Regions from separate parts of the Homo sapiens genome. Here all the other regions are linked to region 1. Evidence: chromatin loops called from intact Hi-C (ENCODE). Cell type or tissue: PC-9. All regions are shown on one strand.

Region 1 (8,000 bases):
CACAGCCATCTTTGAATTTTCTATCTCCCTACTGTTGAGACCCAACTCTAAACAGTAGCCAACTCCTGTCCTTCCTTCTTTTGCAATGTTTCTCACACCAGACTCTCCCACTGATGCTGCCCTTGACAGACATTTATTACTCCCTTCATACCTGCATCTTTCTAGTATCCTAGGAGTTGGTCTCTTTGCATCCAGCCCCTCATCCTTAGGGCAAAAACAAAGCATCCAGGAAATATTATGAGTTTTAATTTTAACCCAAGGGCTGCTACAGAGTAACTCTAAGTCCTCTTCCAAAAGAGAGCTCTAAAATCTTCCAATCCAGTGTCTGTCTCCCATCCAGTACTCCCTTCTTTAAATAAATTACCTCTAGTTCTTTCACCCATTTTTTCTAAGGCACAATTATGAATTCCTGATCTCATTCGCCCTCTTCTGAGTATGAAGTAATGTAAGTCACTGATCAAAGGCTCTGGGACTAAGGTGGAAGTACAGAATTAATTGTTATTGAGTTCTTTATTTTAACTAATTCTCTTAACAGCCCTCTGAGCTAACCTGTGGTGTCTTTATTTTTAGAAATGCAAAAAGAGTAGATCTAAGAAGTTAAGAAAGCCGCTCAAACCCAAACAGCCAAGAAGTGATGAGGCTTGGAACTAATCCTTACTTCCTACAGACCCTGCACACAGCCAGCACTGTGGCAGGTGTGAGGGAGGCCAAGGAACAAATGTGTAGCTGGGGAGAGGGTGAGTGCTGGTTCTTTTCATTTACATTCTCCTCCACAAAGGGTATTGGTATATTCCAAAGTGAAGAACAGTATATCATATCATACCTGGAGGTCAGCATCGGCAGCGGGTTTCTGGGCTCCCAGAGTAAAATGGCCTCCTTCTATGATCATGTTGGTGAGCTGCAGTTTGGAGGCTGCTTTCCTATAGACTATTTCTTCCACAGTGTCTCGACCAATCAGCCGAATAACTTTAACAGACCTGGACATAAGTCAAACAAGGGTAGTGTGCTATAAGGGTGTGCAAAGCTGGGCAAAAGTATGCAAGGTAAATACATCTAAAAGCAAACAAAACCAAATACCATATTCAGGGTACAATGAAAGGGAGATTGGTTCATTTGGTCCTGAGCACTTGTTAGAGAGAACTCGCCTGAAATTCTCTCTGAACCATTCCAGACAGTCAAAGAAAGAATGATGGGGTAACCATGACTGGGATTCCTTATCTGTAGCCAAGGAAAATATCTGGAAGATCAAATTATCCTCAGATCAAAGGGCAACATCTATCTTTCTTTTTTTTTTTTTTAGCTTAGCTCCATAGCCCCATAACCCCATTTTTTAACTGAGTCAGACCCTAACTCAAGAAGGATGAGTTAAATGACTTCTAAAGTTTCCTTCTAATCCTTTCACAGTTTGATTTGACTCCTTCTAATAAAGTCAGTCTGGACTGATAATGTGACCCACCCAATACTACCCTAGGAGTCAATAGCACAGATGAGCTAAAACCTGGTGGTCTCTCAGCTCCCAGTGTGGGACTGTCACCAGGACTATATTCTTCACCTTTTTCACAACCCAGAACTGCTGCTGGGCAAGCCAAGGAAGCAGAAAAAAATCACTTACTTGTTTTGGCCAATGCGATGAGCCCTGGCAGCTGCTTGCAAGTCATTCTGAGGATTAAAGTCACTGTCAACAAAAATCACAGTATCTGCTGCTGTTAAGTTCATGCCAACTCCACCTGAAAACAATGCAAAAAGGAATGTAATCAGCAGCACAAAGACGAGGAGCTAGAAAATAAGCACAAGGCTAGAGTGGGTCAGACTGATAAACTGAAATCAGTCAAAACAATTGGCTTCATCCTTCAAATGGACCCACACCCCTAACTCCAAAGCCTTGTTCCAGCGGTGAGAAGTGCTACCTGACCTCTTATTGCCTGATGGGAAAATTTTTATTACTGAATGGAACAGAATGAGCGGAGCAGGGGCAAGTGGCCAAGGTGGATACTTAAGTCAGTGCCATGGAGCCACTTTATCTCTTCTGCTTAAAAACCTTGATTAGATTTTGATTAGAGTAGTCTGAGGAAAAGGACACATGCTCTTTCAGAAAACAGATCTAAATATGAGAGGTCTGCAGTGCGCACTGTCAAGAGAAGAGTGCCGAATGTCGCTTGCAAGTTACAACTAGGTAGCAAGATCTCTGATAAAAAGTTAATGAGAAGAGTGGATGATATTATACTCCTGAGCAGAGTGGGAAACCTCCTCCCTCTGATTAGAGAAAACTCCAGTGAGTCTTTTTTGTACTGGTTTCCACATTAATCAAAAAGAAAGTAACAAAACCAACGGCAAGACAAGAACACTCTTGTCATTTACTCTGAGTGTTCTGAGGCTTGCTCAGAACACTCTTGCTGGTCTTTCTTCAGTGCTGCAGGAAGAGAGCTGAGGAGGTACCTTGAGTTACAGGAATTAATTAAGAGAACCGTGAAGGTACATTGCAGCCTTCTCTTTGATTAATGTGAAAACAAGTACAAAACAGACTCCCTCTTGCCAGGGTCGTTAGAGCTGGTTGCTGAAACAAGCAAGCCTGAAAGGGCTTGTTCCATAAACCTGAATTAAGGACTAACTTTTAAGAAGGACTACTGACCATAAGCTGGATCTCCAGACAAATCAGGCAGGAATATTCTAATTAAAGTCTTCGTATCAAGTTGAAGTTGGAACAAGGAGGTAATCATGACCGATTACTGAGAGATGCTAAATTATACCTAATAATAATGATAATGACACTTACGCTGTGCTTACTACTTGCCAGGCATTATTCTAAGCACTCTCTCTATATTAACTCCTTTAACCCTCACAACAACCCTGTCGGGAAGTTGAGTAGTTGCTACGATTTTCCCCACTTTATAGATGTTGAAAGGGAGGGTAAGGGACTTCTCTGAAGTTGCAAGCCTAGAAGGTGAAAGAGCCAGGATTCATTCCCTTGCAGTCTTGGTCCAGAGCCCGTGCTTTTATCCACTATACTATAATACTTTTCAGGTGCTTATTTCATTTTAAAATGTGTTCCATAAAATTATCTTCTTGAATTCATGTTGTCTAAGTGCAGCTCTTCACCGAGGGGTGAGATTTTTATAAATAAGCCACACCCACATCCATGAATAGGAACATATTCATGAGCTATCACTGCCATCTGGTGGCAACATGACTCATCACAGAAATATTTGAAATTTGGAAGGAAACCTGTTAAATAAATGAAAATACTGCAAAACTACAACAAAACTGTGACAGCAAACACAACAGTGTTTGGAGAAGACTAATGTCCAGGACTGCTTCAGCTCCCAGATCTACTCTGAGTCCTCCAAGGAGATTAACTGAAAAGCAGAGATCTCTTTTTTCCTAATTTTAGACATTTCAAACATAATGCTGCTCTCTGAATATGAGGATGATGAAATCATTAAAGCATAAATAAAACTGTTTTCCCGGCAGTGATGATGCACTGCCTGATTCTTTCAGTTTCTCCTGAGACTAACCCTGAGGCAACTGATCACATGAGAAAATGGCTGAGACTCCATGTGCAGTCTATGATCTTGGAAGAGTGAGGCCAAATGAATCTTATGTTATTAATTTTATTAGGGAGATAAAACAAACACAGGTGAAATAATCTCCTTATAATCAAAAATTATATCTAACACTTCTTTCATATACCCTTATAGCAGCAGGCATTTAGAAAGCTTTCTAAATAAGACTGAACTCTCTTTTTAGAAAAATGTCAATCTGTCTTTAATAGAGGACACACATCTCTTTCATGTTCCTGCATGTACTCCATCAAGATTTATGTCTACAAAAATAAGATAATGAAACTAGGATCCTATGAGTTGAAAACTAAGGTCAGCTTGCTCCAGGACCTGAGAAAAATTTCTTAGGCTGGAATGTAGTGGTGCAATCTTGGCTCACTGCAACCTCCGCCTCCTGGATTCCAGCGGTTCTCCTGCCTCAGCCTCCGTAGTAGTTGGGATTACAGGCACGCACCACTACATCCAGCTAAGTTTTGTATTTTTTTAAGTAGAGACGGGGTTTCACCATGTTGGCCAGGCTGGTCTCAAACTCCTCACCTCCAGTGATCCACCCACCTCAGCCTCCCAAAGTGCTGGGATTACAGGCATGGGCCACCGTGCCGGCCTTTTTTTTTTTTTTTCCAGACACCACAATGACTTAGAGAATCATTTCATCTCCAAGAGCTGATTTCAAATTATGTAACAGTAAATGAAAGCACTCTGTAACTGGTAAAGCATTACAAATGTCGTAATATTCACGATTTAAATCATATATGGATGATGTCATAAATAATTCTAAAAAGTTGGTATTTTCAACATAATCACATTTTTTAACAACTAGATTTTTGTTAAGCTTTTCAGCACTATTCCAGAAATACTTATAGAGGAAGGACAACTAGTAGACAAACTGTTACCTTATTTCCCAAATTCACGGTTGGGAAGAAGAGCTACTTCCACTGAATGTAAATGAAACATTCCACAAAATCACATAAATCTTTCAGGACATTCCCAGGTCAATGGTCAAAGCAGATTAGAATTACTTTCCAATAACCCCAGGTTTCAGCCTTACTTCTTTGCTGAGATGACAGTTTGGACAGGCTGGATAGAAAACAGCACCATGCTTGATGTCCAGTACCTTGTTTTACATTCAATAGTAACCTCACCTTTCAGAGAATTAAGGAAAAAAGTGTACTAACCGTTGGGATGTAATAGTACTCTATTATCCCTCATTTGTCTGTTTCCATCAATGCCTTTGCAGCCTACCTGCCCTAGTACTCAGGAGAAAAACGAAAATGGGCTGCTGTCCAAAGTTCTTAATGGCCAAGTGTCTCTCTTCTCCTCTCACAGAACCATCCACACGCTCATAGCTGTAGCCTTTACAGAGAGGAAGAAAAACAGAAATCTTAACCCTTTTCAAGTAGTCTTTGGGGAATAAAAAATTAAGCCCAAAACCAAAGGCCAATTTTGTCCCTTTCCATATACAGGCACAGCCCTACTTTAAGCAAATCCCAAAGGGAAAAATTTAAATTAACAGGGACAATTATCATTTTACAAAATAACTCACCATAACATACTCCTCTGGATTTTTTAAATACATGCAGTTGAAGTCTTTGGCACTTATGAAGTTAATACTCAGTTTTGACTATTCTCAAGCAACCCTGAGCATCTATCCTGTGTGATAGTTTCAACTTTGCTGAGATGTAATTCTTATGTAAACAGAAGACAAGCGCTTGGAGGCAGGTGAGTGAGCCCCTTCTAACAGTCCAGCAATCTGCCTTTCAGTGAGGCTTTAGAGTTCGCCACCTGCCTCCATGCATCCGTGTGGGGAAGGGGAGCTACAGGATCAGGCTGTTTATGCATCTGGGGACCCCTCAATGGCCAGTGGCATGTGCCAACGGCATTCTGCAAGTGTCCACTGGACCAGGTATACTGCGGAACTCAGACACCCGGTCTGAACTACTTTTTTAAATTGTAAGGTCTGGAGCTGTTCAACATTGGGCTCAAGATCAACTCATGTTAGAGCCTTTTCTCATCATCTCACACAAATCTTATTACATATTAAACAGACTTCCCAGGTAATAACCTACATTCTTTATTGTCTATGCAGAAAAAGTTGCTCTTACTTTTCCCCTGGCTTATTTGTTATCTCTATAATTTCAATATTCACCTTTTCACTGATCATGAGTAAGTGCTCAACTGTTGAGGTGAATGTTACAAGACGCTAAAAGCTCTAGTCACTGAAACTTTATCACACATTTTCAAAAACATTTCCACAACATTTGCTCCACGGCCCATAATTTTAAATCATGTAACTGATGGGAACGTGGGTGTTTATTTCTGCCCACGTGCCTGTTCTCTGCTGTCCATCCTTGCCTTCACACATCACTCTCCTCTCGCCTTTTGATTTTTTGGTTCTGAATAATGTTCTCACCCTGCTTTCCTTTGTAATATTCTCATATCCCATATTATTCTTCATGGACCTATCTGGACTGTTAAGTCTAACAGAGCCTTAGGTAATGTAGTGGCCAAAAGGTGTCACCTCTGTAATCCATATAGTCTTGGAGAATATCCAACATCTGGGTCATTTGGGAGAAAAGTAAAACCCGATGGCCCCTGGCAAGAAAAAGAAAAGGAAACACTGCCAAGTCTAGTGGTATTTAAGGTCAATTTCCCTCAGGCAAAATTTACCAAACAATAAAAGTTTATAAATAAATACCAAAGTAGAAATATAAGTGTCGTATGATTTATAGACTGCCTCAGAACCTCCAAATGCTTTCTATGAGAATACACCTCCACAGGTAGCTGTATCCCTCAGAGCAGTCATCCTCAAACTAGAGTGGAGATTATTCCCAGGAGACGTGTCAATGCAACAGGGGATATAAGCCCTAGAATAAACAAGGTGCCTCTTTCTGGAATGTCAATTTGCTCAATGGAAAGAAATATAAGCTTTCATTTTAGTAGCAAAATAAATACAGATATGTGAAGAGTAAAATGCAAAATTCAAATACACACACAAAAAAAAAGAAAAGAAAAACTGGAGACTCTGAAGAAAGCCTGTGGTCAGTCATCTACAACTATGCCCTGTTTGGGGGTGTAAAGTCACTATCCTCTCATCTACAGCTATATGGGTTGAAAAGTCTGAGAAGCATTACTTTAGAGAAGCAAGGGGTAAGTGATGTCTCATTTTCCATAACACGAGAAAATTTTTGTATAGCGAGAGGAGGGAAGAAAGGCGGCAAAATGATGGAGTAAGTCAAGAACAAAGTCAAGCCTAGAGTCCCTTGTTACTGGCTGTTATTTTAAATTTGCATAAACAAAGAAGCACAGCACTGTCAAAACAATATTCTCATTATAAAAACTTATTTAATCTGAGCTTGCAACAAGTGTAAGAGGAAAAATTATGGGGAACTCTTTCAAGATTCAAGCCCCAAATGGGTAGAGAAAGCAATGAACCTGAAAACCTCAATTCTAATCTCATTTCTGCCATTTGTTGGCTGTGTGACCTTGGGCAAGTCATATAACCTTTCTGGGTCTGTGAAATAAAAAACTGGCCAGAAGGCATTTATAGGTCCTTCTCCAACTCTAACATACTTATGGCAGATATACGAGAACCAATGAAATACAGTAAGACATGAAATTATTTAACTTGCACATTCCTAAAGTTGAGCAATTTTGCCAAATCTGAAGTTTTAGATTAGTTCAGGCCATACCTAAGACAGTCATTCCAAAGGGATAATTTTGAAACCCATGGGAATCTGGGCTTTTCCTAGACTCCTCTAGAAAGAGAGAACTCTGGTGACTAGGAGGATTAGGTATAAGCTGAACACATGGCTGTTGAACACTAACTGAACCTGGTCTTTTTTTTTTTTTTTTTTTTGAGATGGAGCCTCGCTCTGTCACCAGGCTGGAGTGCAGTGGCATGATCTTGGCTCACTGCAACCTCTGCCTCTAGGGTTCCAGTGATTCTCCTGCCTCAGCCTCCCAAGTAGCTGGGACTACAGGCGCCTGCCACCACACCCGGCTAATTTTTGCATTTTTAGTAGAGACAGGGTTTCACCATGTTGGCCAAGATGGTCTCGATCTCTTGACCTCATGATCCGCCCACCTCAGCCTCCCAAAGTATTGGGATTACAGGCGCGAGCCACAGTGCCTGGCTCTGAACCTCGTCTTCTAATGCGCAACTCATGTCCCTGAGAAAGAGTCCTTCAAGTTCCCCTTAAGTTTAAATCAAACCCCACAGGTTAACAAAAATGAATGTTTACTGAGCCTTCATTATGTGTCAATTCAATGCCAAGTTACTAGCAGGCAACTATAAAAGAAATGCTCAGTGTTGTCTCTGTCCTTGTAGAGCCAAACAATATATAGTTGGAATGATAACGGTAAACATAAACACCAGTTAATCAGACAGCAGATTACGGCAGCACATTGCCAAGTGCTGGATTAGGATTATAAGTGCTGTACAAA
Region 2 (8,000 bases), 620 kb before region 1:
TGCACTCCAGCCTGGGTGACAGAGAGAGACTCCGTCTCCAAAAAAACCATAAAAATAAAAAGAGTGGAGGCCTCTCCTTACCCTCTTGTTCCTATCCTACCATCACTGTGACCATGCTTAACAGTTTGATATGTGTCTTTCTAGATGCTTTTTCTATGCATATATGTATGTACATGTCAATGAGATCAACGAATTGCATATTATTGTGTGACTTGCCTTTTTCCCTTAATATATCTTGGTGATCTTTGCAGTGCATGCAGATCAACCTCATCCTTTTAATGTCTGTAATAGTATTCCACAGTAAGGACATCCTGTACGTTTATTTGGTCTGTTCTCTATTGAAAGACACTTAGATTGCTTTTTTTCCTGTCACAATATTTTTAAGTAGTAACATCCTTATGAATATATTTTGAGCACATGTAGGAATATTTCAGGAGTGTGTAGAGGTAGAAATGATTGTTCAAAAGAGGTAAAATTTAAAAGTTCATAGGTACTACCAATCGCTCTCAAACACACTGTACCATACTACACTCATATAGCTGTCAAGGGAGCACTTCGTTATGTATTCTTACAATCACTGGCTATTGTCCAGCTTCACATTTTTTACAATGGGATGGGCAGAAAGTATCTTATTTTAGTTTGTGTTTTTCTGGTTACTAGAGAGATGGCGTGACTCCTCATGTTTACTAGCTATTTGCCTTTCTTTTTTCTGAATTGCCTACTCATATCCTTTGTCCATTTGGGTAGGGGGAGCAGTTGTCTTTTCCTTATAGACGTATAAGCTCTTCTTATAGACTATGGTTATTATTCCTCTGCCACTTATGTTGTAAAACTTTTTCCAAATCATCACTTGTCTTGCAAGTTTACTTTTAGTGTGTTTTGCTGTACAGAGAATTTATATTTTTATCTAATCAAGTCTGTCATTTAAAAATGTATTGTTTCTTGACTTTGTGCCTGGCTTAGAAAGCCCTCTACATTTCACTTAAATTCAAGAAACCAGTTAGAAAAAAATTTTGCCAGATCAGCTTCTGTTTCAGTTCAGCATTTAAGCCTGGATGCTTAAAAAACTGGATTATGATAGCAATGTCAGTACTGCTGATTCTCCTCCTAGTTTTTAGTCCTCTTTCTCTGCTGGCATTAAACATAATGATAATAAAGGAGTACAGTCATCCCAAAGTATCTGTGGGGGATTGGCTCCAGGACCACCCGCAGATACCAAAATCTATACAAACTCAAGTCCTGTAGTCTGCCCTATGAAACCCGTGGATATGAAAAGTGAGCCCTACTATAATGCAGATTTCCAAATCTTGCCTTCCTACCCATGTTTGGTTGCTGATGCAGAACCCACCAATATGGAGACAATACGGAAGGCAGACTGCATTTATTGAAGAACACCTGTGTATAAGTGGACCCGCACAGTTTAAATCATTTTGTGCAAGGGTCAACTATATATACATATATATAATTCATCATCTTGGTGCATCTGGAGACAGATTTTATCATCATTTGCAAGGGCCTCTTCTGATTCGCAAATCAGAAAGTCAAACCTGGGGATTATCTGTGACATTTCGCTTTTCCAATGTGTTTTTGTCTTGCATTTTATGGCTCTGGATGCCTGATTTGTACTATATTCAGATATCACTGATGGATGAGATAGGTGAGAAAGAGCAAGAATGTTATTTTTATTTTATTTTTTTAATTTTAACTTTTTTTTTTTTTGAGACAGAGTCTCACTTGTCACCCAGGCTGGAGTGCAGTCATGCAATCTCGGCTCTCTGCAACCTCCTGGATTCAAGCAATTCTTGTTCCTCAGTCTCCTGAGTAGCTGGAATTACAGGTGTGTGTCACCATACCCAGCTAATTTTTGTATTTTTAGTAGAGATGGGGTTTTACCATATTGGCTGGGTTGGTCTCAAACTCGTGACCTCAGGTCATCTGCCCACCTCAGCCTCCCAAAGTGCTGGGATTACAGTCGTGAGCCACCACATCCAGCCCTGTTTTTCTCCTTTATAGGCATATTTTCTACCTTTTTACGGAGAGAGAGCTTTTTTATTTTTCTTTTTGCCTTTGCTTTTTGTTTTGGAAATTGCTTGTCTCTTTTATGTATCTCTAAGGCTGTCATTACCCTTTCTTGGGCCTGTAACTTCTCACTCAGAAGCAACAGCGTAATTGTCACAGCCCGTCTGGGTTGGTCCTCTTATAGGTACTTGGTCTTTTTGGTCTCAATGTATGTGAAAGACAGAATAATGGCCCGCAAAGATGTCAGCGTCGTAATCCCTGGAACCTGGGAATATGCTATATTACATGGCAAAGAGGAATTAAGGTTTCAGATGTGGAATTAAGGTTCCATTCAAACCACAATTCTCAGTTTTTCCTGGCTCCAAGCGATGCTCTGTTCTACAGAAAGCAGCCACTCACTCTTAAGAAACGTACTTGCTGGGCATCTGATTGGCTTTAGGCTCACAGATTCCTATAATTTGCATATTCCGGTGGTAATTATTCTTCCTATAATTATTCTAGAATCTAATATACAACTGTGCTTTGGTTGCCATTCATGACAAAGAAATAGCTGTGGTCTGTCTGTGCCAGTTACTCTGAATTTCACAAAGGCTTGCCTCTTTCCTCATTCTTTACTACTTGGTTTCTTTTCAACTCAAGTTAGAGATTTGAATCTGACCAGATTTTTTGGAATGAATCTAGACCTGGAAGCAGGAAAACCTCAGTGTCTGTAGCTTAATCTAGTTGGTCTCTCAGTCACCAAGGTCTTCAGTTTGTCTGTCTTGTAAGTGGGGATAATGCATCTCATGTACATCAGCTGACATAGTTCCTAACCCACAGGAGACTCAAAACAAATATTGTTTTCTTCCCATCTCTCAGTTTTATGGCCTGTAACATGGGTATATTAATGAGACATACTTTGCCAAGGTTTTTTGAGGATTAAATAAGATAATACAGATATTCAGAAAGAAATGCAAGCTTGTTTCCTTTTGGAGTCATGCTGCACTCCTACCACTAGATGGCATGATCAGCACAGCCAGCTGGTGAAAACAGCTCTGAAGTCTAAGGGAAAGGGATCCCACTTCGTTTTCTTTTCTCAGGATGAAGTTTGGAAATAATTATCACAGATGTACTGAAGAAGTCTTCATTTTTGCTGTAAATCATGTATTACCATCAGAGATTTTCTTGGGCAGTAGACTTCCCTGAGGAATGGTTGGAAGTGAGGCCTAGAAACTGGAGTGGTCTCTTTGAAACGTCGTTTGATCATGTCCTTCCCATACATGCCTCTTTTATCGTGTCCTTCCCAGACTTTAATCTCACTGTGGTTTGCTGTCACCTATTCAAGTACATATAAAATAAGTCACTCAGGGCTGGGTGCGGTGGCTCATGCCTGTAATCCTAGCACTTTGGCTGAGGCGGGCGGATCACTTGAGTTAGAGTGAAACTCTGTCTGGAAAAAAAAAAATCACTCAGGTTGAGAGTGAGAGGCCCCTAGTCCTGCCCCTGAGGCACCACAGTGGAGCCCTGGAACTCCGTGAGCCATGGCTGAAGAACCACTGCAGGAGGAAGCTTGGGGCCTTTAGCATGGCACATAGGGCCCTCTGCTGTCTGATGACTGCCAATTTACTCCAGCCCATCTCTTGCCACTCATAGCTTTGCACTGGCTCTCAGCACCTATGATCTACCGAGTTTCTTATGCACATAATCCTGTTTCTTGCCTCTATGCCTTTGCCTACGCAGTCCCCTCTCTATTTTGAATCTCCTCTCCCCTAACTGACTCATCCGTTGGGGCTCAGTTTGGGCTTTAACTTCCCCAGGACTTCTTACTTGACCCTATCTAAGTTGTTTTCTAGTAGTTCACTTATGTGTCTGCATCCCCCACTAGTCTGTGAGATTTCTGAGTACAGGGAAAGTCTCTTACGTCTATTTTATAAAGGCCTGGCAAATGAAAGAACTCAATGGGTTTGGAGAAATGAATGAGTGATGAGTAGAGAGAAGGGCACCACCTAGATGAGGAGGTAGGAGATGAAGATGTAGGAGATGAAGATGTAGGAGTGGCAAAGGAAAATGAGTGTTTTGAATCTAGAAGTAAGGGGAGTCCTTCCCCAGCTGCAGGCTGAGCCCCCAGCAGGAGACCAGGTGAGCCTTCTTCTCTCAAAGCCTCAGTGGCAGCCCTCACAAGAGGTCACCAGGGGCTGGGAAATTGGAACTCCTTCAGCCACAGAGCAGCTGTTAGAGAAGCACTAGCAGTGTTGGGAGAGGAGGACCTCGGGATGGGGGCAAAGGCTCCGGCTGTCCCAGAGAGACAGTGCAGAAGGATGGCTGTTTGACTGCCCAGGCTCCAGGGACAGCAGGCTTGCTTCTAAGAATCATTTTGACTGTGATCTTCGAGGCCTGGGGTTGGAGGGCCTAAATCTGCCCAGGCTGTACTAAAGGCAAGTGTCCTACCAGGGATGACCTCTGCCAGAAGGCCAGAGGGCGGAGGTGGATCTCAATCTGAAACTGGGAGGGGAAACCACTTGAATCTTAAAAAAATCGCTTCTTACTTCATTTTCCTTCTGAGCGGGTCCCTAGACATCCAAACAATGCCTCTCCAGGCAGCCTGGCACGGCTGTCATAAAATGCAACTGAAATCTGTATCTATGGAAACAGGCTGGCTCCTCGTTTTTGCCTCTCTCACTCCCTGCTTCTGTGTTGGCCAGGATGGGGCTAGACTCCAAGCTCTGCACTCTGATGTAGGGGCAGCTTCATCCATGCTCTGATGGACCTCCTGTGTCCCCCTTCCTTTTACCTCCTCTTACCAGAGGCAGAGGAGGTTCTGGGAGAGGGTGACCTCGGGATGGGGGCAAAGGTTCCGGCTGTCCCAGAGAGACAGTGCAGAAGGATGACTGTTTGCCTGCCCAGGCTCCAGGGACAGCAGGGAGTGACTGACAGGGGTGCTGTAGGCTCGATGCCCCAATCTGGGCTTTTGGGATTGAGGCCCAGACCTTTATCCACTCAACAAAATTAATTCCCTGCCTCCTCCACCCACCCTAGGCTTGACAGCAATTCTCTGGTCCTTTCTTTCCGTTGCCTGAAGAGGTGACTTAGTATTCCTTAGGGTACATATGTGATGGTGTTTGGTTTGAGAGGTTTATTTAAAAAAAATATTTTGGGGGGATTTAAGATGAATGAAAATCATTCTGCTTCAACTTGGCAGAATGGACTGAAATGGAAACAAAGACAGCACAACTCTTTTCTTCTCTAGCCCTGATGTGCTGATTTACTAAACCAGGAGTTTTCTTGCAGGGGCAACCTGTTTTCAAAACACACTGCAGACAGGTCTAGCTTAGCTGACCTGTGTGAACATCAATGGGGAGGGTAGAAGGAACAGGGTGATGGCATTCGGGGATCTCACCATTCTGACAAGACACAAGTCATTCAACAGCCAGAGGTTCTGAGGACAGCATTTCCACTCCCACGGGGTGCCCCTGTCTGGGCAGCCCAGGACAGCGTCCGGAATACCGCAGAGCTTGGCCCTGCGCCACGAGGGGGCGATGCCGTCTCTCTTTTGCTCCACGCACTGTAGTAGACGCCTTCAGAGCCTGAGGGCAAAGAAAAGAGGCTTACTCCAAGTCTGCAAAGGAGAGTCAAGTGAACTCTTTTTTTCCACACGGGAAAAGATGGATATGGTCTAAATGGGAGGGGCTGGGAGGACAGGAAATGCAAAGGGGGACAACCTTGGCTTTAATTTTACTGTATAACCACACTCTCTGGGCCGGTTTCCTGGTGCCTTCCCTTTCACCCTGTTTAGTGATCATTATACTGGTGGCACTGGATGCCCCAGAGGGTATCCCTCTTTTTCTCCTCTTACTTTTCTTCCTATTCAGAAGTCCCTTTTATCACGGAAATATTTGCCCTGTCTCCCACAGCACCACAAATCCAGAATCACCAACCCGAGGGTTTCAAGATTCTTTGCTCTATCCCCTCCCTTCTCTCAGACCTGTCCTTATTTCCTTTGGTCCTGCACAATTCTACTGTATCCCTGATTGTACCAGGGGCAATATTTGATGATAAAGGGCAGAGTAAATTGTAGAGCATTAGGTTCATGTGATGACAAAGCAAAGGGCAAAACTTCAGCAGATGGCAGGCCTTGATCACTGGAGACAAACATTCTGGGGCCTTTCTGGTTAGGGCAATGGAGAACCCATTCTAAGAGTTATGGCTGAGATTGTGTGAATTTAACTCACCCACCTGCAAATCAGAGACAGACTTGGCTACAGGAAGCCTCTGTTGCTAGGGGCAGAATTGGGGAGCTTTTGGGACCTTCTCTCTTGTGAGTTGTCCATGGCCTGGGCTTGCACTCCAAAAGCCTCCTGGCTAATTGAAATCCACTGGTACAGCTTGCATCAACAAAGACTCCAGGCTCCTACTCAGGAGTTCATTTTGCCCTTGGCCTACCTGTAAACCCATTAGAGTGGAGAGTGCAGAGGAATTTCTCTCCCCACTAGGTCCAGCAAACACATTTTCATGTCCTTGTAAACGATGAGGGAGTCTTCCATGGAAGACTGTAGGTAGAGCCATCACTGGCTTTCACAACATGGTTTAGTATTTTTGTTGTCAGTCTCTATAATCTGGCTATAATTCTATAATTCTGGCTCAGAATCTATCACTTACTAGCTCTGTGATAGGTGGCAAATTAACCCTTTTAAATCTCATTTTTATCATCTGTAGATGGAGATGATTATTATGAGAACTTAATGAGATAATCTATGTTAAAGTACTCGGCCCAATTGCTGGCACATAAATGGTTGTTATCATTATCTTGAAATGCAGTGGAGTATAAAGGCTAAGCCAGCTGACTCAAATCTGAGCTCTACCACTTACCGTCAGTGTGAGCTCAGGAAAACCATTTGATTTCTATATGCCTCAGTCTTCTCAGATGTAAAATGCAATTTATTTATTTGAGACAGGGCCTCTCTCCTGTTATCCAGGCTGGAGTGCAGTGGCACAATCATAGCTCACTGTAACCTTGAAGTCCTGGGCTCAGGTGATCCTCCTGCTTCAGCCTTCTGAGTAGCTAGGACTACAGGCATGTGCCACCATGCCCAGCTAATTAGAAAAAAAAAATCTGTAGAGACAAGGTCTGGCTGTGTTGCCCAGGTTGGTCTCAGGCTCCTGGCCTCAAGTGATCCTCCCACCCCAGCCTCCCAAAGCACGGGGATTATAGGCATGAGCCACCATGCCTGGCTAAAAATGAAGTTTAATAATCACAGCTATGTCACAGGGTACTTAGGACTGAATAGATAATGTATGCAGTGCACTGAAAACAGTTCTTGGCATATGCTGAGTACTCAAAGAAGGCTGGTCATCACTGCCTATAAAGCTGTGGTTTGGATTATCCAAAAGTTACCTGCATTTTGCTCTAGAATACTAAGATGCGTGTTTTAGTTAGCAGGAGAATTATTTTCTTATTTGACTTAGTTTGCAGTAAGGTGAATCTGTATTTGTTACTTGTACAACTGGTTAATGCTGGGGCTGGGGCTTAGAACATGGCTGAGGGAGACTGGTTAGAGATGCAAGATGTGCCACAGAGAGTCCAGAAAACAGATCACTTTGAGGCACTTGCATGGCATCTTTTCACTAGTGCTCCTGTATAGTTTATCTTTTACTACATATCAGTTTAGAAAGAAAGATTTTATTGTCAAACCAATTTTGCAGGTAGAAGAGTAGGTGAAAGAGACAGATTACGTGCCCTGCCCAAAGGTCACAAAAGCAGGATCTATATCCACATGGCAGTTGCATTTAAAAATAAAAATTAATCAAAGTAGCTTTTGGCTCTGCCTGACAGGACAAGTCATAGACAGTGTATTTAATGTGTCATTAGACGGTGTTGGCAGCCTTCGTCACAGCTGCAGTGAATCTGGGGTAACACCAGGAATACAGCACCTCTCTGATTATTTATTTTTAGAGTCTCCAACAAGAAAATTTTAAGAAAAGAAAAAAGAAATCATTGTGGGTAG
Region 3 (8,000 bases), 120 kb before region 1:
GGCTCACATCTGTAATCCCAGCACTTTGGGAGGCCAAGGCAGATGGATCACCTGAGGTGAGGAGTTCAAGACCAGCCTGGCCAACATGGTGAAACCCCATCTCTACTAAAAATACAAAAATTAGCCAGGCGGAGTGGTGTGCACCTGTAATCCCACCTACTTGGGAGGCTGAGGCAGAAGAATCGCTTGAACCCAGGAGGCGGAGGTTGCAGTGAGCCGAGATCGTGTCACTGCACTCCAGCCTGGGTGACAAAGTAAGCCTCCATCCCCACTGCCCAAAAAAAAATCAAATAAAAAAATGTTTTAAAGATAAAATAATACTTACAAATTTGTGTTAATGAGTTTATAATGGGAAGGGAGTTATATAGAAGCAAAGTTTTTATAAACTACTGGAATTAATATTAATCTGAACCTTTTAGGTTTAGATTAAGACACAGATTTCATGCAATACCCATTGCAAACACTTAAAAATACTTTAAAATATATAGTAGAAAAACATTAGTATATGGGAAATCTCTGTACCTTCTGTACAATTTTGCTGTAAACCTAAAAATGCTCTAAAAAATAAAGTCTATTTTTATTTATTTATTTCAGGATGGAGTCTTATTCTGTCACCCAGGCTGGAGTGCAGTGGCATGATCTCGGCGCACTGCAATCTCTGCCTCCCGGGTTTAAGTGATTCTCCTACCTCAGCCTCCTGAGCAGCTGGCATTACAGGCATGTGCTGCCGTGCCTGGCTAACTTTTATATTTTTAGTAGAGACAGGATTTTGCCATGTTGGCCAAGCTGGTCTCAAACTACTGGCCTCAAGAAATCTGCCTGCCTTGGCCGGGCACGGTGGCTCACGCCTGTAATCCCAGCACTTTGGGAGGCCAAGGCGGGCGGATCACGAGGTCAGGAGATCGAGACCATCCCGGCTAAAACGGTGAAACCCCGTCTCTACTAAAAATACAAAAAATTAGCCGGGCGTAGTGGGGCGGGCGCCTGTAGTCCCAGCTACTTGGGAGGCTGAGGCAGGAGAATGGCGTGAACCCGGGAGGCGGAGCTTGCAGTGAGCCGAGATCCCGCCACTGCACTCCAGCCTGGGCGACAGAGCGAGACTCCGTCTACAAAAAAAAAAAAAAAAAAAAAAAAAAAGAAATCTGCCTGCCTTGGCCTCCCAAAGTGCTGGGATTACAGGGGTGAGCCACCACACCCGGCTTAAAGTCTGTGTTTAAACATGAGTCACCAAAACAATAAAAAACTAATAAGGGAGTTTAAATGCTACAATTGAAAATCTCTATATAACATAAAAGATAGCAGTAGTAGAGGAACAAAAATACATAAAATATATAGAAAACAAATTGCAAAACAGCAGATGTAACTCCTATTATTTCAATAACTACATTAAACGTAGGTGGATTAAACACTACAAATAAAAGGCAGGGATTCAGATTGGATTAAAAAGCAGGATCCAGGCCAGGCACAGTGGCTCACGCCTGTAATCCCAGCACTTTGGGAGGCCAAGTCAGGCAGATCACCTGAGGTGAGGAGTTTGAGACCAGCCTGGCCAACATGGTGAAACCCTGTCTCTACTAAAAATACAAAAATTAGCTGGGCATGATAGTGGGTGCCTGTAATTTCAGCTACTTGGGAGGCTGAGGCAGGAGAAATCAGTTGAACCCAGGAGGCAGAGGCTGCAGTGAGCCGAGATCATGCCACTGCACTCCAGCCTGGGTGACAGTGAGACTCCACCTCAAAAAAAAAAAAGGCAGGATCCAATGATATGATAAGTGTTTCTTTAAAAGACATACTTTCAATTCAAAAATACAAATACATTGAAAGTAAAAGGATGGAAAATATACACTGTGCAAGCAGTAAAGGAGCTGGAATGACCATATTAATATCAGAAAAAAATAGACTTTGAGACAAAAAAGCTTACTTCGGACAAAGAGGGAGATTTTGTAATGACATAAAGGTCAATTCAGAAGGAGGCTTTAATTATTACAAACATATATGCATTTAAGAACAAAGATCCAAAGATATGAAACAAAAACTGACAAAATTGAAGGGTGAAATAGATAATACAATAATAATTGGATGTTTCAATACTCCACTGTCAATAATGGATAGAATAGACAGAAAACCAGCAAAGATATAAAAGACTTTAAGACACTATTAACCAACTTCATCTAACAGACCTCTATCAAATACTCCATCCAACAGTAGAATACACATTCTTTTCAAGCACATGTGGAATATTCTCCAGCATAGATCACATACTGGACCACAAAGCAATAATGAATTTAAAGGGTTTATTTATTTTTATTTTAAAAAAAATTTCAGCATTTACTTTAGATTCAAGGGGTACATGTGCAGGTTTGTTACACGGGCATATTCTATGATGCTGAGGTTTGGTGTATGATTGATCTCATCACTCCAGCCTGGGTGACAAAGTAAGCCTCCATCCCCACTGCTCCCCCCCCAAAAAAAAAATCAAATAAAAAATGTTTTAAAGATAAAACAATACTTACAAATTTGTGTTAATGAGTTTATAATGGGAATTAAGTTGATATTAATCTGAACTTTTTAGATTTAGATTAAGACACAGATTTCATGCAATACCCATAGCAAACACTCAGGTAATGACCATAGTATCCGATAGTTTTTCAACTCTTGCCTCCCTTCTTACCTCCCGACTGTAGTAGTCTCCAGTGTCTATTATTCCCATCTTTATGTCCATGAGTCCCAGTGTTTAGTGCTCACTTAGAACATGCAGTGTTTGGTCTTCTGTTTCTGTGTTAATTCACTTAGGATGATGACCTACAGTTGCATCCTTTTTGCTGCTAAGGACAGGATTTCATTCTTTTTTATGGCTGTGTAGTATTCCGTGGTGTGTATGTACCATATTTTTTTTATCCAATCCTCCACGGATGGGTACCTACGTTGATTCCGTGTCTTTGCTATTGTAAAGTGATGTGACGAACATCCGAGTGCATGTGTCTTTTTTTTGTAGAATGATTTATTTTCTTTTGGGTATATAACCAGTAATGGGATTGCTGGGTTAAGTGGTCGTTTTTTGTTTTTTGTTTTTTTTTAAGTTTTTTGAGAAATCTTCAAACTGCTTTTCACAGAGGACAAACTAATTTACATTCCCACCAACAGTGTATAAGCATCCTCTTTTCTCCACAGCCTCACCAGCATTTGTTACTTTTTGGCTTTTTAATAATAGCCATTCTGACTAGTGTGAGATGGTACCTTGTTGTGGTTTTGATTTGCATTTCTCTGATGATTACTGATGTTGAGCATTTTTTCATATGTTTTTTGGCCACTTTTATGTCTTCTTTTGAGAAGTATCTGTTCATATCCTTTGCCCACTATTTAATGGAGTTTTTTCTTTTTTGCTGGTTGAGTTGTTGAGGTATGAAATTCTTTTCTCAGCTTGGTTTGCTCTGTTGTTAAGGCTTTCCATTGTATTTTGAAATTCCTGTAGTGAATTTTTCAATTTCAGAGGCTCAGTTTGATTCTTTTTTAAAATAGCTATGTTGTCTTTCAACTCTTGGATCATTTTACTGCCTTTCTTAGTTTGGGTTTCAACTTTCTCTTGAATCTCATTGAGCTTCCTTGTTATTCAGATTCTAAATTCTATGTCTGTCATTTCAGAAATGTCAGTCTGGTTAGGACACGTTGTTGGGGAGCTAGGGCGATACTTTGTAGGTAAGGAAACACTCTGACTTTTTGAATTGCTGGAGTTCTTGCACTGATTCCTTCTCATCTGAGAGGGCTGGTGTCTCTTTGTCTTTTTAAAGTTGCTGTTGATTGAGTGGGGCTTTTTGTTTTTATATTCTTTTTTTCCCCTTGAGGTTTTGACTGTGGTGTATGTTGTGTATAGTCGATTGGCTTCATTTCTGGGTGCTTTCAAAGGGTAAAGGGTCTGTGGGCATTCCTTAATTGTGGCTAGTTTCCTGCACTGGGTTTCACAGGCTTTGCCTGCCCAACAAATTTACTTTTGGTTGGTGGTGTAATTCATGTCATGATCCAGTAGATGGCACTTAAGAGTAAGAGCCAGCAGATATGCTGTTAGCTATGTGCATTAGCAGCAGTGCTTAGGGGAAGAGGGAGAGGGGAGGGCAAGAGATGTCTCCCTCGTGGTATCTGCTCCTGGGCCTTGAGGGACCCCCCTCCAATCACTAGCACTGTGTCTATGTTCCTTAGTTCCAGTGGGGGTCCTGGTGGCCTGCACTCCCACCTCCGTTAGGGGCAGTCAGATCCACAGGTTGGGTCAACAAGAGACCCACCACTCCAGGGAACCTGCTGATTCTCTGTGTTTGGCAGAGCCAGAGAGGGTTGTGGGCTATGTCTGCGTTGGCCTGGTGATGCAGTGGATCATGGGCGGAGGATCCCTGGGCAGGGTGGTAGTGCCACGAGTGTGCAGCTGGTGTGGCGTCCACGGCCTGGGTTTTTTATTTTTGCCCAGGAGATGGCTATGGGGTCTACTGAGCTTGCAGTCCCCCAACTGAGCCTCCCTCAGATGTTTGCCCCAGGAGGAGGCCTGACCAGCTAGATTTGTCTCAAGCATTCTGCATCCAGATCGCTGGGTTGTTCCAGGTGTTCCAAGCCTTGGGGCCCTCTTGGGCAGAAGCTGCAGCTGGTCAACAGGCTAGGCTCTTCCCAGGCCAGCTTTGCATAGGAAGAGATGCTCAAGTCCCACGCCAGCACATGCCCACAAACTCACGCCTCACTCTTCTCAGTGTTCTGAGAGTGGAGGCTTTTCCCTTGCTTGAGGTCAGGTCACAGATCTCAGCTTGATGCCCCTGGGCAGTGTGCACAATCCCTGGGGGTTGGGGACCAGGCCCATGGCTTTGCCCTCTGGCCTCTTGGGGTTGAGCACTGGCTGTGTTCCGGGGAGCCAAACTGCTGCCAGGCGATTGGCAAAAATACTCAGGTGGAGCAGTGGAGGCTGGAGGCTGTGCTCTGTGCTCCCTGTTGCAGGAGCAGCCAGGCATGTGGCCTTGGGAGGAGCTGGTGTACAAGGGCCATGTGTATCAGATGTGCCCCTGTCCCACGGGAAAGGTAGCTCTGCTCTCTCCCAGCCCGGCAGTCAGCAGGGGCTAGAGCCACACAGAACAAAATGGAGAGCCTTGGGGAATGGGAGCCTATGCTCACATTTTTGCTGTAGCTCTGGACTCCATGCAGGTTCCAGTTCTGCTTCAAGGCAGTTTCCTCTATCAGTTCAAATGCCTGTGGGGGTCATGGGATCTCTTGTAGTCTGGATCCCAGAGGTGTGTGGCGGGAGTGTGGTGCCTGGGAGTTCCTTCACTCACTGCTTCCCTAGGACCTGCTCAGGATCAGGAGCTGGTCTTGTCACTCTGAGTGACTCCATGCAGGCGCCTAGCTTCCTCCTTCTTCACCCTCAGTGTCTCTGTCACCTCTCTATCAACTTTTTGTGTTTTCTCTCAAATGATCTGTTTGAACTATGATGTTTTACTTGAAATCCTGGATTCTCTTTGTGGGAGAGGCATTTCCTGGCTGTGTCTAGTCAGCCATTTTGTCCCTTTCCATGAAAGTATTTAAATAATACAAAGTATGTTCCCCAGCCACAATGGAATTAAATTAGAAACCAACAACAAAATGAAATTTGGAAACTCCACAAATATTTGGAAATTAAGCAATATATTTCTGAATGAATTATATTATGAATGAATCAGGAGAAATTACCAAAAATTTAGAAAGTATTTTAAATTGTATCACTATGAAAACCACACATATTACAATTTATGGGATGCAGCTAAAGCAACACAGAGAAAAATTCATATGACTTTAAATGCCTATATTAGAAAAGAAAAAGAATATTTCAAATTAAATGAAAAGCATCATAAGGGAATATTATGAGGAACTTTATGCCAACAAATTAGACAACTTAGGTGAAATAGTCAAATTCTTAAAAAACCCCATAAACTACCAAAACTAACTCAAGAAGAAATGAAACATCTGAATAGATCCAAAATCTGTAAAGAAATTTGTAGTTAAAACCTTCTCACAAATACAAACTCAGACTTACATGACTTTGCAAGTGAATTCCATCAAACACTTAACAAAGACATAAGACTGCTGCTCCACAAGCTCTTCCAGGAAATAGAGGCAGAAGGAACAGTTTCCAACTCATTCTATGAGGCCATATTATCCTCATACCAAAGTAAGATAAGCATATTACAAGAAAAGAAAACTATAGACCAACATCTCTTCTGAATATAAATGGAAATATTAGAAAATGAAATCTAAGAATATGAAAAAGAATTATACACCATGACTAGGTAAGATGCATCCCAGGAGTGCAACGCTGTTTAACATCCAAAAAACAATTAATGAAATACATCATATTAAAATAATATAGGACAAAAACCACATGATAATTTCAATATATGCAGAAAAATATTTGACAAAATTCAATACCTATTTATGATTTTAAAAAATCTCAAAAGACTTGGAATAAAAGATAGCTTTCTCAGTCTGGTGAAAGCCATCTACAAAAAAACCTATGGCAAACATCAGTCTTAATGATAAAAGGCTGAAGACTTTCCATCTAAGATTGGGTAAAAGGCAAGGATGTTCACTCTAACCTCTTCGATTCATTCTAACCTCTATGGGAGGTTGTAGCCCATGCAAAAAGAAAATAAAAGGAAAGAAAAGACATATGGATCAAAAGGAAAAAAAAAACAATTATACCTATGTGCAGATGACACAGTGGTCCATGTAGAAAACCCTAGGGAGTCTACGCAAGAAACAACAATAACAACAAAACAAATCCTAGAATTAATAAGGGAATTTAGCAAGGTCACAAGATATGTGATCAATATACAAAAATCAGTTGTATTTCTGTCTACCTGCTATAAACAATCTGAAAAGGGAATTATGAATTTATAAAAGCATTAAAAAGAATACCACATGTAGGAATACATTTAATAGACGGTATGCAAGTCTTGTACATGGAAAGTTTCAAAACATTGTAGAGTCAGCATCATGCAATATACCTTCGTATAATAACAAACCTGCACATGTACTTCCTGATTCTAAAATAAAAGTTGAAAAAAGAAAAAAAAAGACCTTGTAGAGATAATTTTTTAACTCTAAGTAAATGTACAAACTTTCAATGTTTTTGGATTGGAAAACTCAATATTGTTTAAGATGGCAATTTTTTCCAAATTGATCTATGGGTTTGGTGCCATTCAAAATTCCAGTAGATTTTGTGTGGAGACAAACAAGCAGATTCTAAAAATTCTGTGAAAACTCAAAAGACTCAGAATAGCAGAAACTATTTTAAAAAAACAAAGCTGGGAATTTGTTCATGTATAGGAAGACTCCATATTAACATGTTACTTATCTCCAAATTGTTCTATAGATTCTATATAATACCATTCAAAATAATAGCAGGGTTTTTCTCTTTTTTTAAAAAAAGATGACAATTTGATACTAAAATTTATGTGGAAATTTGAAAAACCTAGAATAGCTAATGAAATTTCTGTGTACTACATAGTCTTGTAATCAATCATAGACCTAAATATAAAATCTAAAACTATTAAAGTTCTACAAAAATATAGGAGAAATTTTAATGACATTGGTGAGGCAAAGATTTCATAGATAAGACACTAAAAGCATGAGATAGAAAATACTCATATATTTGCCATCATCAAAATTTAAAAACTTTTGCTCTTCAAGAAGATACTCTAATGGAAGTGAAAAGCAAAGCCACAGATTGGGAGAAAATATCTGCTAACAGATATCCAAAAAAGGACTTGTATCTAGTACAAAAAAATGTACAGTTCAACTATAAGACAAACAACCAAATTTAAAAATAGTTAAATTTGAACAGACATTTCACCAAAGAAGATGTATAAGTAGCAAATAAGTATATGAAATATGCTCAACATCATTATTCATTAGGGTCACACAAATTAAAATAAGATACCAGTAAACTTCCTCTAGAATGGCTAAAATTTAAAGGGCCAAACCAAGTGTTGCCA
Region 4 (8,000 bases), 370 kb before region 1:
AAGGTGGGTAGGAGTTAACCAGGAAAGCAAGGATGAAAGCGTGTTGCGTTTAGATAAAGGATAGGCTTCAAGGTCAGGGAACGTTGCTGGGTGGTGAGATGGAACCCTGATGTGGAGGCTCAGCAGGAAGAAGCAGGAAGGACACTGGGCCCCTGGTGGTTTTAGTTCCAGAAACAAATGTGGGCCCCAGGGCTCTGCAATGGTAAGGCTGGAACTACTCAACATAAGAGCTCCACCTTTAACTGTGCCCCCTAAGAGTACCTGATGATCCCCCTATCTCCTTGTCAATGTTGCTGTTCTTCTCCAGAATCTATTTCAACCCTTCTCTGATTTCAAACCACCAGTCCCTTTACCTCTCAGAGAAAACAGCAACCACAAAAGCCTCTCCACTTCCTACTATCTTAATATTGACAACTTCCAGATCAGGGAGCTGAGATATCTCAAGCTCAGGTTTCTCTTCTGAGCTTCAGACACTTTTATCCACTTGGATTTCACTGGCACAAAACTTTCCATGTTAGAATCAAACCCCCCTCCTCCCAGACCTGCTTCTCCCACACACTTCCCTATCTGAATGAAAGACACCTCCACTCTCCACCCAGTTGCCAAATCAGAAATCTGTCTTTGTTTTCTTTGTCTCACATTTTCCTATGTCTAATCAGTTAAGTTTTATCAATACTACCTGTTTATTTCTTTAATCTATTCACATATCTTTATCCTCAATCTTCAGCATCCCCTTCCCATCCTCAGTCTGCTGGTTACTGTATTTCCTATTTTACTAAGAATCTAAAAGAGATCAGAAGAAAACTTCCACATCCCCCAACACCCAACCACCAAATCTGCTAACCCAGTTGCATTGGTGCTTTTATAGCCTTCCTTCCTCCCTCTTACTAAGAATGAACCAACACTATTCCTATCAAAGCCCAACCCTCTAGCTTTACATTGACTCCTAGTGTCTTTTTTCTGGATTGTCAATTTTTTTCCTGACCAATTATTCTATTAGCAATACAAATATGCTGTAAAATCTCTTAAACTTTTTTCTCTGCATCTTTGAACTGCTGTTCTCTTTTCCTTCTCCCCTTCATAGCAGAACTCCTCAAAAGAGTTGCTACCTCTAATTCTTCCCTTCCAGTTCTCTCATGAACCAGCTACAATTAAGTATTCACCCCCACCACTCCATGGAAACTGCTCTTGTCAAAATCATCAATAGCCTTTGTGTGGTGAATCCAATAGCCAGTTTTCATTCTTCTTACTAAGCTTCTCATCAGTATTCCTAGACTATTTCCTTCACTGGCTTCGACAAATGCTTTCTTGGTTTTCCTCCAATTTCTCGACTTTGTTCCTGCTGAATCTACCTTTTTCTAATCCGTAAGTGTTGGGGTGTCCCAGGGCTTACTCCTTGGACCTTTTTTCCACCTTTTCCCCTACACTCACCCACTAGGTGATCTCAAGAATTTCCAGTTTGAGGCCGGGCGCGGTGGCTCACGCCTGTAATCCCAGCACTTTGGGAGGCCAAGGCAGGCAGATCACCTGAGGCCAGGAGTTCGAGACCAGCCTGGCCAACATGGCAAAACCCTGTCTCCACTAAACCTGCCTCTACTAAAAATACAAAAATTATTATATTTTTATAAAATTATTATAATTTTATAAAATTATTATATTTATGGAGTACAATGTGATGTAATCCCAGCTACTCGGAAGGCTGTATGTGTCTATTTATGGAGTACAATGTGCCTGTAATCCCAGCTACTTGGGAGGCTGAGGCAGGAGAATCACTTCAACCTAGGAGGCAGAGGTTGTGCTGAGCCAAGATCGTGCCATTGCACTCCAGCCTGGGCAACAAGAGAGAAATAACATCTCAAAAAAAAAAAAAGAATTTCCAGTTTTAAATATTTACACAATGTCTCCTAAATTTATACCTTCAACCTAGACCTTTCCCTGTGAATCCCAGTCTCATTTCCAACAGTCTAATCAATGTCTCTATTTGGATGTTTAAGATATACAATAGGTATCAAACTTCCCATTGTCCACAATAAACTCTCAATTTCCGTGCCTTTTCAAACTTACTCCTTCCACAGGCTTTCCCATCTAGGTAAATGACACCACCATTCACCCTGTTGCTTTGGCCAAGAACTTTAGAACTGCCCTTGACTCCCCTCTTTTTCTCATATCCTACCTCTACTACATCAGTAACTCCTGTTGTATCTCTCTTCAAACTATATCCAGAATTGACCATGTCCCAATACTTCCATTGCTACTGTCTTAGTCCCAGTGTCATCTTTTACCTGGATTATTGTAAAGGCCTCGTAACTAGTCTTCCTGTTTCTGCCCTTCCCTTCTCTGCCCATCTATTCTCAACACAGTGTTGCTTTTAAAACAAAGTAAGATCGTGCCACTCTTCTGCTCTAAATTCCCCATTGGTTTCTCATCTCAAACTAAGGGCCAGTCATAATGCCCTCACGGTCCTATGACATCTCACTGCACCCCAGCCATACTCGCCATCTTACCATTCTTCTTCTTTTTTGTAATAAAAACTTTTTACTTTCTTTTTAGTTGACAGATAATAATTGCGTATATTTATGGAGTACAATGTGATGTTTTGATATATGTATGCATGAGGGAATGATTAAATCAAGCTAATTAACATATTCATCACTTCATCTACTCATCACTTTCTTGTGGTGAAAATGTTTCAGATATACTCTTTAGTAGTTTTCAGGTGTACAGTCGCTGTGGTTTGAGTGCTTTTGTCTTCTCTAAATTTGATGTTGACACTTAGTGCCCAGTACAATGTTACTGGGAGGTGGAGCCTAATGGGGATGTTTAATGGATTAATGCCATTATAAAAAGGGCTTGCAGGAATGGGTTCCTTCTCTTTTGCTTTTCTGCCATATGATGACAAAGTGTTCCTCCTCTCTGGAGGATGCAGCAACAGGCACCATCTTTGAAGCAGAGAGACCAGGCCCTAACCTTCTGGTGCCTTGATCTTGGACTTCTCAGCTTCCAGAACTGTGAGATAATAAATTTCTGTTCATTACAAATTACCCCATCTGTGGTATTCTGTTATAGCAACACAAAATGGACTAAGACAACAGTATACTGTTATGAACTATGGTCACCATGCTGTGCACTAGATCACAAAAACTTATTTCTACTGTTTAACTGAAACTTTGTACATTTTGACTAACATCTCCCTTTTTCCCATCATCCCATCCCATTCTTACTATCGTTGAAGATGGAGTATGCCAAGTAGTCCTGAGCCATGTCCTCACCTCGGGGTGAGCACCTGTTGTTCCTGTGCCTGGAATGCTCTCCTAGACATTTGCGTGGCTAGCTCCCTCTTTTCATTCAGATCTCAGCTCATTGTCATCTCAGAGAGGCCCTCCTTGCCCTCCTTCTACCTCCTGCCTTAGGTATACTCTGCCACCTTCTGTCATGGGCTGAATTGTGTCCCCCCTAAATCCATATGTTGACATCTTAACCCCTAGTACAGTAAGTCCTCACTTGATGCTATCAATAGGCTCTTGGAAATGTCGGCTTTCAGTGAAAGGACATATAGCAGGTCCTTGAATAACATTGTGTTTTGTTCAACATCGTTGCCTTGTAACACTGATGAGCAAAACAGTTGGTTCTCTAATATGTTGTTTTACTTAAAGCTACAGTTTCCAAGAACCTATCAATGATGTTGAGGACTGAATGTACCTCAGGTGTAATGTATTTGGAGATAGGGCCTTTTAAGAGGTAAAGTAAATGAGGTCATATGGGTAGGCTGTAATCCAATATGACTGGAATCCTTATAAGAAGAGGAAATGAGGACACAGACACAGAGGGAAGATGACTATCTGCAAGTCAAGGAGAGAGGCCTCAGAAGAAACCAATGCTGCTGACACCACGATCTTGGACTTCTAGCCTCTAGCACTGTGAGGAAATAAATTTCTGTTGTTTAAGCCACCTAGTCTGTGATACTTTGCTACGGCAGGCCCTAGCAAATGAATACACTTGTCTTGTCTTTCCCCCGCCCTGTGATATTTATCAGTGCCGGATATTACATATTTGTGTATCTATATGCTTATTTCCCTGACTAAAATGGAAGCTCCATGAAGGCAGATTTCCTCTTGTTCACTGATGTGTCCCCAGCACCTGGAATAGTGCCTAGTGCATGCCAGTGCTCAGACACTTGGACATTTGAATGACATATCCCCTCTGTCACTTCTCTCCGGGGCCCAAGGCCACCCTCCTAGGTTACCACAGTGGCTTCCTAATGGGCCATACCCTCACTTGCTTTCCATCACCCCCTGAGACCTGGCCCCTGCATACCTCTCCAGCTTCACCCCTCACATATCTCCCTAGCCAGACCTATAGTATGTTTAAAAAAAAAGGAAATCGCACTCCTCTGGCCTCTTTACCTTGGCACACATTTTTCCATCACCTGACCCCTGACCCACACTCCCTTTTCCTGTGTAATCCAATTATCTCTAGGCCTCCCGTGTTTCTGTTTGTCCTTCAATAGAAGGTTGTTTGTCTTGTCTTTTATTGTATTTCTAGAACCAAGTGCAGAGACTGTACAAAGTGGACCTCAGCAAAGATTTACCGAATGAATAAATGAGTTCAGAACGCTGACTTAACTCTTCTGTTGGCACCCAGGTGGCTTCTATGCACTCTCCTTCCACTCACCACCAGGGGGAAGCATGGAGTAAAGGAAAACACCAAGGCTTTCGCTGGGTTCAAATTCTGACAGCGTATTTATTTCCTTGCAACGCTTGGACGGGTGTTTCTGAGCCTGTTTTTCCTCTCATGTAAAAATGGGCATAATGATACGTACTAATTAGGGTTGTTGTGAGAATCAATTAAGGAAACGTATAAGTGCCTTCAAGTATTCTTATTTTCCCTTTTCTCTTTCATCTCACTTCCCACGAGATTCTTAACTGTGGTAGGTTTCGCAAGCCAAGGGAGCCTTTGGGGATGCTCCTCTGCAGGCAGCGCCCCGCCTCCGCCTGCCCTTCCCGGGGCACTGTGCCTGTGTGTGCAGGAGATTTGTACAGAACCCTGGCTCCCTCACTCACCAGTTGTGTGACTGTGGGCATGTCACTTAATTTCTCTGAGCTTCCATTTTCCCAACTATAAAGCGGGGAAGTTAATGTTTATCTACCTGATGATTTGTCCTGAGGATGGAAAATAGGGTGTGAAAAGCTCTTCATAAATTCCTAACCTGTCCCTGCCTTGACTCCTTTCTCTAAGGGGCCTCAGAGTGCTGTTGAGGTTTAAAGAATTCCCACAGGAGGCTCTCACCCGTGTATGGCAAAGTGAAAGGCTTCCCAGGACGGAGGAGAGCCAGGCTTGCCAGGGAAGGCCGACTTCATCTGCGGCTCCCCTGATAGCTCTTCCCGAGGGCCTCGTGGCTTATCTTACAGAGCTCTTGGCTCTGGCAGGCCCTGGGATGAAGGACTGTCATTAGACAAGACCCTTCACTGCCATGTGCCTATTCCCCTGTAACAGTTAGTTCCACGTGGATCGTTAAAAACTGCAGCAAGGGGACAGAAACCCTGAAGGGCCCAACTGAAGAGGGAGGAGGAGAGAGTTCCCGTCCCACCCTCCCCTAGTCCTCGAAGCACCGGGACCTGGAGTGCTGACCTGTTTATTTTCATTGTAGGAAACTCAGGTCTTTGTCAGTGGCACCTGGCACCCCTTTTCCTCAGCTGGAATCCTCTAGGGCACCGCCATCTACCTGCAGAGGAGGCTGGGCGGGCTGTGGGGGGAGGGGTGGGCTAAGGGCACCTACCCTGTCTACAACATGCCAGGAAGGGATCATTCTTCGGCTTTGGGCTAGAGCGTGTCCTGGGGCTGCTAGGCAGCGATGAGTCTCTTCTGCTGGGTGGGGAATTCCCCGGGGAGATGGCTGTGTGCTCTCTTCAGACCCTGCCCTCTAGTGGCCAAGGGGACTTTGCAGCCCGGCCCTTCCCAGTCCACCCTGCCAGCCTCTAGAAACCTGACCCCTGTCTAAGGCTGGCTGGGGAGAACTGAAAAACACTTTCCCCAGTAAAAAGCTGGTCTTCTCAGGATTCCGCTCTCCGTTTGGCCTTTAAATAAAATGTACCTTTTCCTGAAGAAATTGGGAGGGGGGCAGTGGCCCACAGTCACCATGTCTGAGAACTCAAGAGACCACTGATCTTGGAGTCATGTGCTCTGAGTTCAAGTCCTGCCCTGTACCTACTACCTGTGTGACTTTGGGCAAGTCCATTAATTTCCTGTTGATAAGCCTGTATATCTTTATTTGTGCAATGGGACTCTAATATAGCATCTCCCTCATGGAATTATCCTAGGAATGACATAGATTAGGTATGGAAAGCACTTCCTAATATGAAAAGTGTTATACAAATATAAGCCATTGCTCCTGCTATGCCAGAGGAGCCTCTTTGTGGCTCCTCCGGAGCATTCCTCAGGGCTGTGGGCAGTGGGTGCCTGCGGACCTAGATGGCTTGCCCCTGGGTGGTAAGATCTTGGTGGCTGAAGACTAGGCTGTTTCAGGGGTGTTTAAGCCACATGAAGGATGCTGAAAGAAGCACCTACCTTGGAGATAAGAGCCAGGGATTTGGATTCCAGTTTTACCACTTTCCTGGGCCCTGTGACCTTGGGCAACTCCTTTAGCATGGCAGAGTTTCTGTTTATCCACATGGAAGGATGGTGATACTATCTGCTGGGGTTAGGGGAGGGGGATGTAAGCAAAATAACCATGTGAAAGGGTATGGAAGGTGCTACCTCCTCAGATACAAGTTTTGAACCTGCATCTTCTTGTATTTGGGGCTTAAGGAAACTAGGGTCCAGCAGCTTACTGTAAGCCAAGAAGTTTGAGTTGCTCTGTGTTGTACAGAGATTTTTAGAGAAGGCAAGTATGTGTGCTTTGAAATCAAAGGAATAGCTAAGTCAAGCAGTAAAGGGAGTGTGCCGGGAGGCTGGGGCCAGTGTTGGTAGAGCTGTTTATATTGGTAGGAAAGCAGGGCATTTTTCTCTGAGGCAAGCCTTTCACAAAGGAAAATCTGGATTTGAGAGAGATTAAAAGTCTCAAAGGTAGGGGAAAGATGTAAGGAAATGGCCTGCACTGAATCACTGCAAAGGACAGTATTCATCAGAGAATTAATTTGGAAGGAAATAGAGTGTGAAATAACAGCAAGGCTTTCAACTCTGGGTACCATGGCCTTAAAAACCCAAGCAGTGCTTCAGAGGCTTGCCAGGACCCAGCCTGGGAGCTACCTCCGGAAAAGCAGCTGGGGGATGCCCAGAGACCACAAATTGCTGAGCTTGGGAGGAACTGATTGAGTGTGTAATTAAGGGGAGGGTTGTATAACACTTGGGTAAGTAGAACTTGATGGGGTCAAACCAGCAGGGCTTTTGGGAGATGAGAGAGCAGTCCCTGGAGCTGTTAGTAACTGAAGCCAGCTGCATAAAGGTAGGCACAGCTTACCTGGGCCTTGCACAGAGAAGAATGGAAGAGATCAGGAAGGGGAAAGGTTGAAGGAATGGTTGTTCTCTAGGTCAAAAATTCCAAAATGCTGAATACCTCAGGGGTTCAGTTCTAGGAGTAAGGTAACATTATGGAACAATGGGGAAATATCCCTGGAAACTGAAGATCAGAGAGCCTGTGGCTTGGCCAAGGTCATATAGCACCATGGAGATTTAATGGATTCTGAACTGCGATTGTACATCTTGGCCAGGTGGCTCACACCTGTAATCCTAGCACTCTGAGAGGCTGAGGTCAGAGGATCGCTTGAGCCCAGGGGTTCGAGGCTAGCCTGAGCAACATGGCAAAACCTCATCTCTACAAAAAATTTAAAATTCAGCTTTACGTGGTGGCAAGTGCCTGTAGTCTCAGCTACTCATGAGGCTGAGGTGGGAGGATCACTTGGGCGTGGGAAGTCAAGGCTGTGGTGGCCCGTGTTCGTGCCACTGCACTCTAGCCTGGGTGACAGAGCAAGACTCTGTCTCAAAAAAACAAAAACAAAAGCAAA

The links. A loop is a pair of places that touch in the nucleus more often than their neighbours do. Peaks named below come from ENCODE experiments on the same cell type or tissue, not always from the same donor. Only the 100,000 strongest peaks of a DNase experiment are listed, where the experiment ranks them.
Region 2: a loop joins it to region 1, with 32 times the contacts of the local background. A loop is called at or near these places in 44 of 110 quality-filtered maps.
Region 3: it touches region 1 in a loop (5-fold over the local background); 61 of 110 quality-filtered maps call a loop at or near these places.
Region 4: a loop joins it to region 1, with 10 times the contacts of the local background. A loop is called at or near these places in 31 of 110 quality-filtered maps.

Annotation. Positions count from the first base shown.
Region 1 is chr1:147,269,081-147,277,080 of GRCh38, reverse strand. It overlaps CHD1L (chromodomain helicase DNA binding protein 1 like), which reads right to left. Exons shown (of 23, transcript NM_004284.6): 11 at 6,076-6,149; 12 at 4,800-4,910; 13 at 1,613-1,727; 14 at 824-977. Among named protein-coding and RNA genes, the nearest start is that of CHD1L, 30 kb to the right of the region's middle. In PC-9, a CTCF peak has its summit at 3,161 (motif pointing left); DNase peaks (open chromatin) are centred at 3,180 and 3,510; H3K27ac peaks cover 2,072 bases.
Region 2 is chr1:147,887,914-147,895,913 of GRCh38, reverse strand. No RefSeq gene overlaps it. Among named protein-coding and RNA genes, the nearest start is that of GJA8, 11 kb to the left of the region's middle. In PC-9, CTCF peaks have their summits at 2,801, 3,008 (motif pointing right), 5,297 and 5,498 (motif pointing right); DNase peaks (open chromatin) are centred at 3,023 and 5,593; H3K27ac peaks cover 844 bases.
Region 3 is chr1:147,386,146-147,394,145 of GRCh38, reverse strand. All of the region lies in intron 3 of LINC00624 (long intergenic non-protein coding RNA 624), which reads left to right. Among named protein-coding and RNA genes, the nearest start is that of LINC00624, 130 kb to the left of the region's middle. In PC-9, CTCF peaks have their summits at 3,814 and 4,013 (motif pointing right); no DNase peak of the experiment used is centred here.
Region 4 is chr1:147,638,852-147,646,851 of GRCh38, reverse strand. ACP6 (acid phosphatase 6, lysophosphatidic) reads left to right here. Exons shown (of 10, transcript NM_016361.5): 10 at 1-4,622. Among named protein-coding and RNA genes, the nearest start is that of ACP6, 28 kb to the left of the region's middle. RefSeq lists an enhancer at 4,997-5,498. In PC-9, CTCF peaks have their summits at 4,476, 4,676 (motif pointing right), 5,736 and 5,939 (motif pointing left); no DNase peak of the experiment used is centred here.